Regions from separate parts of the Homo sapiens genome. Here region 2 is linked to region 1. Evidence: chromatin contacts called from ENCODE Hi-C data. All regions are on one chromosome and are shown on one strand. The core of a region is the stretch at or near the end of the contact, and the rest is flanking DNA. Distances in the headings are between cores, read along the strand shown. Region 1 holds the start of IL23R (interleukin 23 receptor). Region 2 overlaps C1orf141 (chromosome 1 open reading frame 141).

Region 1 (5,647 bases), core at 1,375-3,874:
CATCCGCCTTCCAGGTTCAAGCGATTCTCCTGCCTTAGCCTCCTGAGTAGCTGGGATTACAGGTGAGCACCACCACGCCCGGCTAATATGGCGTTTCACCATGTTGGCCAGGCTGATCTTGAACTCCTGACCTCAGGTGATCCACCCGCCTCGGCCTCCCAAAGTGCTGGGATTACAGGCATTAGCCACCTCGTCTGGCCTCTGTTATGCTTTTATTGATGTTCAGCACCATGACACAAGACTAGAGTCAGCCTGGAAGCTTCTCTAAGTGTCTAAAGAGCAAATATAATTAGCTCTCCTACTTTAAAGTAGAGAACCGAGAGATTATAAAGCTACAGTATTTTTCAAAGGTAAGATTAGAAATAACACTAGGCACTGTAGAATCTGAACCCCATTCTCTAGCTACTCAACCAATCTTTTGTTCTTTTTTAGATAAAGCCTACTTTTTTCAGTAAAGTTTGAATATAATGAATAAAATCATACTCTTGCCAATGGCCCACATAGTTACTATGTGCCCGGCACAAAGTAACTATCAACAAGTGGTTTGTGAAATAGAATTGCATCCAAATGTTTGACAGGTAATTATATAACAGTTATAATAGTTTGACAATAGAACATGCCAACTCAAACTAATAAGCTCCTTTGTGGAAATATCCACATGTGAGTAAGAGGGCTGTCTAGAAGGGAAATTTGAGAAAGAAATCCTGCATTTGGAAGGAGATTGGGCCATTTTTATTTCATTCTATGTAATTTTTATGCACACATTTTTTCTAGTCTAATAATATTTGTATTCTTCAGAGATTCTAACATAAAACCATGAAAATGATAATCACTCAATATTCCATTTGTTGAATGAAAGATAGCAATAGATACATAAAACACCATACCTCCATGACACCAGCTGAAGAGTATGTAAAGGGCTATTACTGCATCCCATTGAATAGTGACCTGATTCATGTCTGGAAGCAGGAAAAGACTGTTTCCCTCTGGAAAAAAAATATGAAAAATGTTTAAATTGTAGTATTTTAGTAAAATAATAAAAAGCATAACATTTTTCCCTAAGAATTATTGTATTTGATGGGAACCTTTGATTAGGGAGGAAGAAGGAAAGAAGGAAGGAAGAAAGGAAGGAAGGAAACAGAGCAAAGAAATGTTACTGGTATATTTAGGAGATATAACAAGAGATGGAGAAGTAAAGCAAATAAATGGAATTTTATACTCTTCAAAAGTCACTATGAATTAACTCAGTAGGGCATTTGATCCATTACAGTGCCTCCTAATCTAGCCTTTCTCATCAGAAACCTCCTCCTCTGAGTTAACTTCTTTTTTTATTTTATGTTTTAAATTTTTTTAGAGACAAGGGCCAGGCTCTGTAGCCCAGGCTGGAGTGCAGCGGCATTATCATAGCTCACTGTAACCTCAAACTCCTGGGCTCAAGCGGTCCTCCCAACTCAACCTCCCAAAGTGCTAGGATTACAGGCATGAACCATGGTGCCTGGGCTGAGCTAACTTCTGGTGATGAATTCTTCTCCCTGCCAAAGTTACATACTTATCACACTCCAGAAATACTAGTCTTTGATGAGCTAAACTTGGGAAGAGCCAAAAATTTCAGAACTCCCAGAGAAAATGGATTCAAAATTAAGAAAAGTGAAGTGAGATTAAGCAATATGTGCTCTCACCAGTGAGACTCTAAAAAGCGTTTCATCTGGGGAGGCGTGGTGGCTCATGCCTGTAATCCCAGCACTTTGGGAGGCAGAGGCCGGTGGATTGCTTGAGCCCAGGAGTTCGAGATCAGGCTGGGCAACAGGGTGAAACCCTGTCCCTACTAAAAATACAAAAATTAGCCCAGTGTGGTGGCATGTGACGGTCATCCCAGCTACCCGGGAGGTGAAGGTTGCAGTGAACCATGATCACACCATTGCACTCCAGCCTGGGCGACAGAGTGAGACCTTGTCCCCCGCACCCCCTAAAAAAGAGGAAAAAGCCTTTCATCTGTAGAGAACGCGAAAGGAACACGTTATAGAAATTCCTAATAATACCGTTGTTAGTTTACAACTAGAGTTACACTATTTGATTAATCAGTTACATGAATTAACTCATTTACTCAATGATCAACATTATTCAGTTATTTTATCTGTTTAATAAAACCTGAGCTTTTTCTATAAAACTACAAGAGAACGCAATGCATGGCTCATCATATCGCATAAAATATCTAGTAACATTTAAAAAAACTGGGGTCCCCTTGGCTCAGAAATATAGGGATCCCTTTCATTATTTGTTAGCAATAGTAATTCTTCTCTTCATAAGAAGCAACAGAAGCCCTAAAAATGTTCCTAGTTAGAAGTTAACTGATGGAAATATGCAATAATTATTATTTAAAGTAATGTGATGCCATATAATATTATAGATTCCCTTTTCATCAGTAACCACTGCATGGAATATCATGAGAACTTGCAAGAGAAAACAACTTGGCCCATGTATTTCCAAAAGGAAATATAGCTGTCTTTAAGTATTTGGATGATCGCTGCCTATTTACCTTTCAACCTGTTTGAAGCACATAATTCCACTTCAGAGCCAGGCTGCCACCCTTGTTGGCTGTGTCATGTCTTCTTTCCTCACTGCCTGCCTGTCAGCACTCACTTTAGATTTTCACTTCTGAGGTCAATGGAAATGTCAGCAGAGCCCTGACCTACATTGCAGACTCTTGAAGAGGAACTCAAACTGTCCAATTCGAAATGACTGGCTCTCGTGTCACTATTTGGGGAAATCCAGATTACTGAAAGTGAACTGTTTTGTCGGTACTTTTTTTTTACAGCTTAATTTAAAATGGTCTCATCCAAGAGGCAGAACACTTATACATGTTTTCTTAAAAATGTCAAACATTTTGACACCAAAAATATGACGCTTAGTTTTAATTTACAACCAGCATTGTTATTAATTATACACTTGTTTCTTTTTTTAGTTTTCCAGCTTTGTTGAAATATAATTGATGAATAAAATTCTACAATTTGATGATATACAACATGATGATTTGATACATACATATTTTGTGAAGTTATTATACAATCAAGTTAGTTAATACATCTCTCATCTTATTTAGTTACTCTTTATTTTGCAGAGAGAACATTCAAGCAAATTTCAAGTATGCTGTATAATTCAGTATTGTTAACTATGGTCACCATACTGTATATCAGATCTCCTGAACTTACTCATCTTATAACTGCAAGTTTATGCCCTTCGACCAATAGCTTCCTTTCCCTCCACCACCCTCTAACCTTGGTAACCACCATTCTATCATCTGTTTTTATGGGTTCAACTATTTCAGATTCTGCATATAAGTGAGATCACGCAGTATTTGTCTTTCTCTGTCTGGCTTATTTCAGTTAGCATAATGCCCTCAAGTTGCATCTATGTTACCGCAATGGCAGAATTTCCTTCCTTTTTATGGCTGCATAATATTCCTGTATAGCCTACAGATTCTTTACCAATTATTCCACTGATAGGCACTTAAAATGTTATTTCCATGTTTGGGCTATTTTGACTAACGCTTCATGAACATGGGAAGGCAGATATCTCTCATGGTGCTGATTTCATTCTGTGGGGGGACTATAGATCCAGAAGAGGGATTGCTGGATCCTAAGGTAGGTCTATTTTAATTTTTTAAATAAAATTGTTTTTATTTCACACTGTTTTCCATGATAACTGTACCAATTTACATTCCTAACAGCAGTGTACAAGGCTGCCCTTTCTCTGTACCCTCAGCAATACTTATATCTTGTCTTTTTATCATAGGCACCCCAAAAGGTGGGAAGTGATATCTAATTGTAGTTTTGTTTTTTGGTTTTGGTTGTTGTTTTTGTTTTTGTTTTGAGACAGAGTCTTGCTCTGTCACACAGGCTGGAGTGCAGCGGCGTGATTACGGCTCACTGCAACCTCTGCCTCCTGGGCTCAGGTGATCCTCCCATTTCAGCTTCCTGAGTAGCTAGCACCACAGGCACATGCCATCACACTCAGCTAATTTTTTGTAGTTTTGGTAGAGATGGGTTCTCACCATGTTGCCCAAGCTAGTCTTGAACTCCTGAACTCAAGCAATCTGCCAGTCTTGGCATCCCAAAGTCCTGGGATTACAGGAGTGAGCCACCACGCCCAGCTCATTGTAGTTTTGATTTGTATTTATGTGATAATCAGTAATGTTGAGTACCTCTTCATATACTTATTGGCCATTTATCCGTCTTCCTTGAAAAAAAAATCTATTCAGGTCCAGAATCGCCTGATGACACATTTCTTAGAAGGTATCCCAGTCATTAAGCAACATATGACTCCAACACTGTGTGGAGAATTGATTGAAGATGAAGAGCCCAGTTAGGAGGCTATGGAAAATCAAGAGCTGATTTTTGTTTTATTTTATTTTATTTTATTTTATTTTATTTTATTTTATTTTATTTTGTGACAGAGTTTTGCTCTGTTGCCCAGGCTGGAGTGCAATGGCACAATCTCGGCTCACTGCAACCTCTGCCTCCTGGGTTCAAGTGATTCTCCTGCCTCAGCCTCCCAAGTAGCTGGGATTACACATGTGCCACCATGCCCCGGTAATTTTTTTTGTATTTAGTAGAGACGGGGTTTCACCATGTTGGTCAGGCTAGTCTTGAACTCCTGACCTCAGGTGATCCTCCTGCCTTGGCCTCCCAAAGTGCTAGGATTACAGGCGTGAGACGCCTCACCCGGTCTGGTTTTTTGTATTTGTTGTAGAGATAGGGTTTCACCATGTTGGCCAGGCTGGTCTCGAATTCCTGACCTCAAGTGATCTGCCCATCTCAGCCTCCCAAAGTGCTGGGATTACAGGCGTGAGTCACCGTGCTCTGCCCAAGAGCTGATTTTTAAATCAGATTTTCTGGCCTTTATTGTTTTTGTTTTTGCTATTGAGTCATTTGAGTTCCTTATGTATTTTGGATATTAACCTTTTATCAGATAAATGATTTGCAAATATTTTTTTCCCTTCTGTAGGTTGTCTTTTTATTTTGTTGGTTGTTTTCTTTGCTGAGCTTTTTAGTTTGATATAGTCCCACTTATTTATTTTTGCTTTTGTTGCTTGTTTTTTCAGTGTCATATCTAAAAATATTTTTACCCAGACCAGTGTCAAAGAGGTTTTTCCCTATGTTTTATTCTAGGAGTGTATTAGACTGTTCTTGTGTTACCATACAGGAATAACTGAGACTTGGTAATTTATAAAGAAAAGAGGCTTAATTGGCTCACAGTTCTATAGCCGGTGCAAGCATGGCACCAACATCCGCCTGGCTTCTGGTGAGGCCTCAGTAAGTTTACAATTATGGCAGAAGGCAAAGCAGGAGCAGGTGCATCACATGGAGAGAGCAGGAGCAAGAGGAGCAGGGGGAGGTGCCACACACTTTTAAACAACCAGATCTCACCTGAACTCTGAACGAGAACTCGCTCTCATCATCAAGAGGATGGCACTAAGCCATTCATGCAGGATCCGCCCACATGATCCAAACACCTCCCACTAGGCCTAACCTCCAGCACTGGGGATTACATTTCTTTTCTTTTTTCTTTTCTTTTCTGTCTTTTTTTTTTTTTTTTTTTTTTTTTTTTTTGAGACAGGGTCTTGCTCTGTGGCCCAGGCTGGAGTGCA
Region 2 (5,647 bases), core at 1,688-4,187, 54 kb after region 1:
GACTTCACATTCCTCCAAATTTATTTTTTAGATTTATTTTGTAATTTTTCTCATTATTTTAATTTAAATTAATTTTTATTTCTTCCAGGCATGTCTCTTTCAAATGTGAGCCTGAACCTAGAAAGAGTAATTTTGAAAAGTCAAATTTAAGACCATTCTTTATTCAAACAAATGTAAAAAATAAAGAAAGTGAGTCAACAGGTAATGCTTTGTGTAACATATTTACTTCTTTGATTTATTAATGGGTGCTTTATTTATTTTATTATTTACCGATGTGTGTCTTAAAGGTTCTTGATAATTTGATCTCTGTCAAAAGCATTTCCATGAACTATAAAAAAGAACTTACTAAGAAGAAGAGATGTTAAATATCAGAATGGACAATTTATACAATTCACAAAATAGGAATATATTTTTATGTTTATAGTGTTATGTGTTGTTTTCTTCTAGAAAGAAAATCTCTGAGTTTCCTTTCAGCTCAATGCTGAGAATTTCCTTGTTATTGTTTTTTAGAAGTCAAGTATGAACAGCTTGCTTAATAGAAACTTACTTTCAAGTTAGAAATTTTAGGAATCTGGCTGGGTGGGCACGCTGGCTTACGCCTCTAATCCCAGCACTTTGGGAGGCCGAGGCGGGTGGATCCCCTGAGGTCAGGAGTTCGAGACCAGCCTGGCCAACATGGCGAAACCCCGTCTCTATTAAACGTACAAAAATTAGCCGGGCATGGTGGTGCGTGCCTGTAATCCCAGCTACTCAGGAGACTAGGCAGAAGAATCGCTTGAACCCAGGAGGCAGAGGCTGCAGTGAGCTGAGATCGTGCCACTGCACTCCAGCCTGGGTGACAAGAGCGAGACTCCATCTCAAAATAAAAAAGAAATTTTAGGAGTCCGTGAGCTAGGAATCAGCATTATCAGTTCTCAGAGAATTTGAGCTTTTCGTGTTGCCTTCGTTTTTCTCTTTCTCTCCATTATCAAACAATCATTCAATTGCATAATTCTCATCAACCTTCTTAACTGAGGTTTCTTGACTCCACATCACCCCCTATTGCTTAATTTCTCTATTATGCTTCATAACTTGATTTCTCAAAGGATTTGTTATACACATTGTTATTTTATTTCTCATGATTCACTTTCATAATGTCATATTTCCTTATGTGTCTTATTATCTTTGAATGTGTGCTGGACGGTATTTGGAAAATTATTTATAGGAACAATTTGAGAACTAGGGTGATGATACGTTACTCCAGAAAAGATTTTTTTTTTTTTTATTGTTTATGCCAGGTATATGGAGGCAGTACTTGTCAGAACATACTAAAGCATTCAAGGCTTCACTTTCCCTAAAACATCCAGGTGGCAATCTTAACTATTCTAGTTCACCCTAAGGTTGTAACCCTTTTGGATCCCAGGTAAAATGAATAGGTGTGGGGGTTTTTTGTGTGTGGGGGAAGGGAACTGGAGAACATTTAAATATCAAAACTTTGGACCTTTGGTCAGCTTTTTGTTTTTTTCTATCTCAAGCCATGAAGCTTCCAAAACTTGATCTTACCTTCACATCACAAATACTCTCAGGGAAAAAGTGGCTTGGCATGTTGGGCTTCCCTATCTGAGTTCTTATCTTCTCCTAGATTTAAGACCAGGGATCCCTTATCATCTTTTAAGTCAATGATTCTCTTTAGACTTTAAAAAATATTCAATCTAGCCTTTTAAGGTGTTTTCAGCAGGAGGGCTGTTACTAATCACCTGGCCTTCCATAATGGTAGCAAAAATCTCTAATCCATTTTCTTTCCTTAAATCATATAGTGATCTTTTAAAAGTAGGCTGATCCTGATTAAAGCCTCTTCAGCGGATTCTCATTGTACTTAGTATGAAACTTGTACTTCTTACAAAGACCTGGCCGGGCACGGTGGCTCATGGCTGTAATCCCAGCACTTTGAGATGCCAAGGCAAGTGGATCACTTGAGGTCAAGAGTTTGAGGCCAGCCTGACCAACATGGCGAAACCCTGTCTGTACTAAAAATACAAAATTAGCCGGGCATGGTAGTACACACCTGTCATCCCAGCTACTTGAGAGGCTGAGGCAGGAGAATCCCTTGAACCCAGGAGGCAGAGGTTGCAGTAAGCTGAGATTGCACCATTGCACTCTAGCCTGGGCAACAAGAGTGAAACTCCATCTAAAAAAAAAGAAAGAAAAGAAACAAAGACCTGTATATTGTGAACCTTGTGTGTGTATTCAGCCTCATTCCCTACCTCCCTGGCCTTCATTTAAATTGCATCTTCAACCAGGCAGGGTGGTTCACACCTGTAATCCCAGATCTTTGGGAGGTCAAGGTAGGCAGATCACTTGAGGTCAGGAGCTCAAGACCAGCCTGGCCAACATGGTGAAACCCCATCTCTACTAAAAATACAAAAATTAGCCGGGTGTGGTGGTGCACACTTGTAATCCCAGCTACTTGGGAGGCTGAGGCATGAGAATCACTTGAACCCAGGAGGTGGAGACTGCAGTGAACTGAGATGGTGCCACTGCACTCCAGCCTGGGCGACAGAGCAAGACTCTATCTCAAAATAAATAAACAAATTGCAACTTCATTAGCCTCTTTTCAGTACAACTACCAGATTGCCTGAAAGGAATATATATTTTCCCCTCTGCCTAGACACACCAATACTCTATTCATGCAACTTGTAGCTCATTTGCATATTTTGGTTAATGTCATCTGTTCAGAGAGGCGTCCTCTGACTACGCTATCAACAATATACCTCTTTTATGGTTCTCCCTCACCAAAGTGTGTTTATTTCTGTTACAGAATAAATTTCAATTATTCACCCCTTGGTTTTTTGTTTTTTGGTGGTTTTCTTTTTCTGACACGGTCTCACTCTGTTGCCCAGGCTGGAATGCAGCAGTGTGGTCACGGCTCACTGCAGCTTCGACCTCCCTGGCTCAGTAATCCTCCCACCTCAGTCTCTTGAGTAGCTGAGACTACAGACACACCACCACACTCAGCTAATTTTTGTACTTTTTTTTTAGAGACAGGGTTTCACCATGTTGCCCAGGCTAGTCTCAAACTCCTGGGCTCCAGTGATCCACCTGTCCTGGCCTCCCAAAGTGCTGGGGTTATAGGTGTAAGCCACTGCACAAGTCCAATGTCTTGTTTTTTTGTTTGTTTATTTTCCATATTACCCACTAAAATGTATGCATCATTGGGCAGGAGTCACAATTCCAGAGTCCATCAGTGTCTGGCATATAGTTGATCAACAAATAACTATTGATTGAATGACTACCAGACTCCGTATTAAATTTGTTACATCTATTATTTCATTTAACTCAGAAAGTATTTCTATAAGTGCTATTGTTTCCAGTTAACAAATGAGGAAAGTAAGACTCACAGATGTTAAGTAACTTTCCTATGGCTATGGCTATGTAACCCACACAAAAAGGTGCAATTTGGACCCAGGCTATCTAAGTCCAAAGTCTGTATGCCTGACCCCTGCACCATACTTACTTTAAGAATATCCATTGGATGATAATTCAGATTACTAAAACTCATAACTGAATATGAGAGAAATGCAGGTAGAAGGGACTATTTCTATTTCTCTTTTCAAAGGAATTAGCCAAAATATTTTTTGAATAACACATATGATTCTATTTTATTTAGAAATCCATCATTTTCCAAGACAATATAGCTTTATCATATAATAGTAAATAATTGAAAGTTATAGTCTGTTAATAGAAATTCACTTTAAGGCAAATTATTCTAAAATAGATTTAGCTCTAACCATGTACAAGCAATGCATATGTAAGTAAATAAAATTATTCTTTTACATTTCTTAAAAGTTTACTGCAGTGGAGAAAATGGTTGATTGGGTTTAATTAGAAGTAACTTAATAGCATGGAAATACTTATGTTTGTTTCTTTAGAGCCAGTAGAAGAACATCTAAAATCAAGATCTATTAGACCCTATCTTTATCTTAAGGATACAACTGAGGTAGGTGTAATTTGTATACTCAGTAATTACTTAATAGAAATTCAAATTAGTCCTAATAATTTTATATATGCTCCTACAAATCCAAAATTCAAGTGAATTTTAGGATTCAAAATGATAAAATGTTAAAGTGATTTCATCTCTGATATTATGTAAAACTTTATGTATGGAGACAGTAGAGAAGATAATATATTATTTGTTGGAGATATTTCAATACAGTAGAGATTATTGAACATGGTAAGGACTAGCACTTATAAAGTCAGTTAAGACAGAGCATCATAAAAAACATACATGTAAAACTTAAACATCCAAATTTATTAAATAAAAATATATATCAATTTGTTAATCTTTTAATGTGTAACCAAGACCTTTTTTTGAGTATGCTATGTGTGGTGGTTAATTAAATTACATAATTGCAATAGCAACTACCAGAAAGAGGTTTGGAACCAACACTATTGACTCTTGATAATCACTTCAGCAGAAGTTCATGGGCATGCTGAAGAGTGACTAGCTCTGAGCATTGAGTGTGCCTTGGACATCATTCAGTAGTTTTTATATAGGGAACTATAGAGATAAATTAAACCAGAGAATTAGCAAGGGAAAGTCACTTTAGAGAGTCTCTTAAGTATTAATTTTTGTATTTTATATATATATAATATATATATAAAGAAATATGGAGAAATACAGACTTAGGGCCATAATTAATAACAAATTTTTGTTGCATATTCCTATATTTTATAATTTAAAAAATATTAAAAGGATTATCAGTTTTATCTTCATCTACATGGTTTATTTAATTTCATGTTTTATTTAGGTTCATGGTTAATAAAAGTCCCCCAAGCTATGTATTACAACATAACGTCACAATCAGGTTACTTATCATAATACATTTACTAGCATCTTATGTAAAAATTATAAAATTTTAGTTTTTTAAAAATAGAAATATCCATGTGATATTTTAAATGCAAATAGTAGAGAAACACTAATAAGCACACACAGCCCTTTCATTCTCTGCTTCCTCTTCTAATTTCCTCTTTTCAGAAGCAACCAAGTTTAACCTTTTTGGGTTTCAGTACCTTATAAGATTAACTCCATATTTCTAAAGAATGAGTTTCTACTGCTGATTTTAATTTATCAACTTTAAACATTATCTAGTGAAAATCAATAACAAAGATTGTTTATACCACCGTGCATCCTGCCTCTCCCCACTTTCCTCTTCTGGATCTTTGATAGTTACTTTTTTCCTTTCTTCTATTGTTAATTTTTGCAACTTGAAATAATATATCTAACTTTTTTCCCATCATTTTTAATCACTAACTCCTGATTCCCCTTTATATATGATGAAGATCTTAACAGTTTTATCCTGTCTTCCAACTATCTTCCACACTTCTTCCCTAGGTCAAGTATATATTTATTTACTTTCACATTTTTTAAGTCAACTATTATATTCAGCTTTGAACTCTGATTAAGTTGTTTGTAGGTTAATTCTAAAACTCAAAATACTATTAACAGCATTTATATTATTATTTATAAATAATCATTTCATTTACATTATAGTAATGTCTCTGTAATAATCATTACCGAACAAAGTAATGTGCTTGGATTACCTTTCTTCTCAGTGGGTACAATTTAACAACAATGGACTCTTTTTTCTCTATCTATTACTAAAAAAAT

What was found. Hi-C counts contacts between places; a loop is a spot of excess contacts on that map. Pooled maps may share reads with other maps.
Region 2: a loop to region 1 is called in a map with no recorded cell type, with 8 times the contacts of the local background. The contact joins the enhancer-like site here to the promoter of IL23R in region 1. A Hi-C loop is called at or near these places in 6 of 37 single-sample maps with no recorded cell type and 4 of 50 pooled maps.

The regions. Positions count from the first base shown.
Region 1 is chr1:67,163,431-67,169,077 of GRCh38, reverse strand. It overlaps IL23R (interleukin 23 receptor), which reads right to left and starts at 2,624. Exons shown (of 11, transcript NM_144701.3): 1 at 2,537-2,624; 2 at 888-986. The coding sequence starts at 957. RefSeq lists an enhancer at 2,683-2,872.
Region 2 is chr1:67,109,906-67,115,552 of GRCh38, reverse strand. It overlaps C1orf141 (chromosome 1 open reading frame 141), which reads left to right. Exons shown (of 8, transcript NM_001276351.2): 5 at 89-201. Among named protein-coding and RNA genes, the nearest start is that of C1orf141, 22 kb to the left of the region's middle. Within about 2 kb of position 2,937, at least 2 of the 41 ENCODE cell types and tissues checked have a DNase peak (open chromatin) inside an H3K27ac peak, as active enhancers do.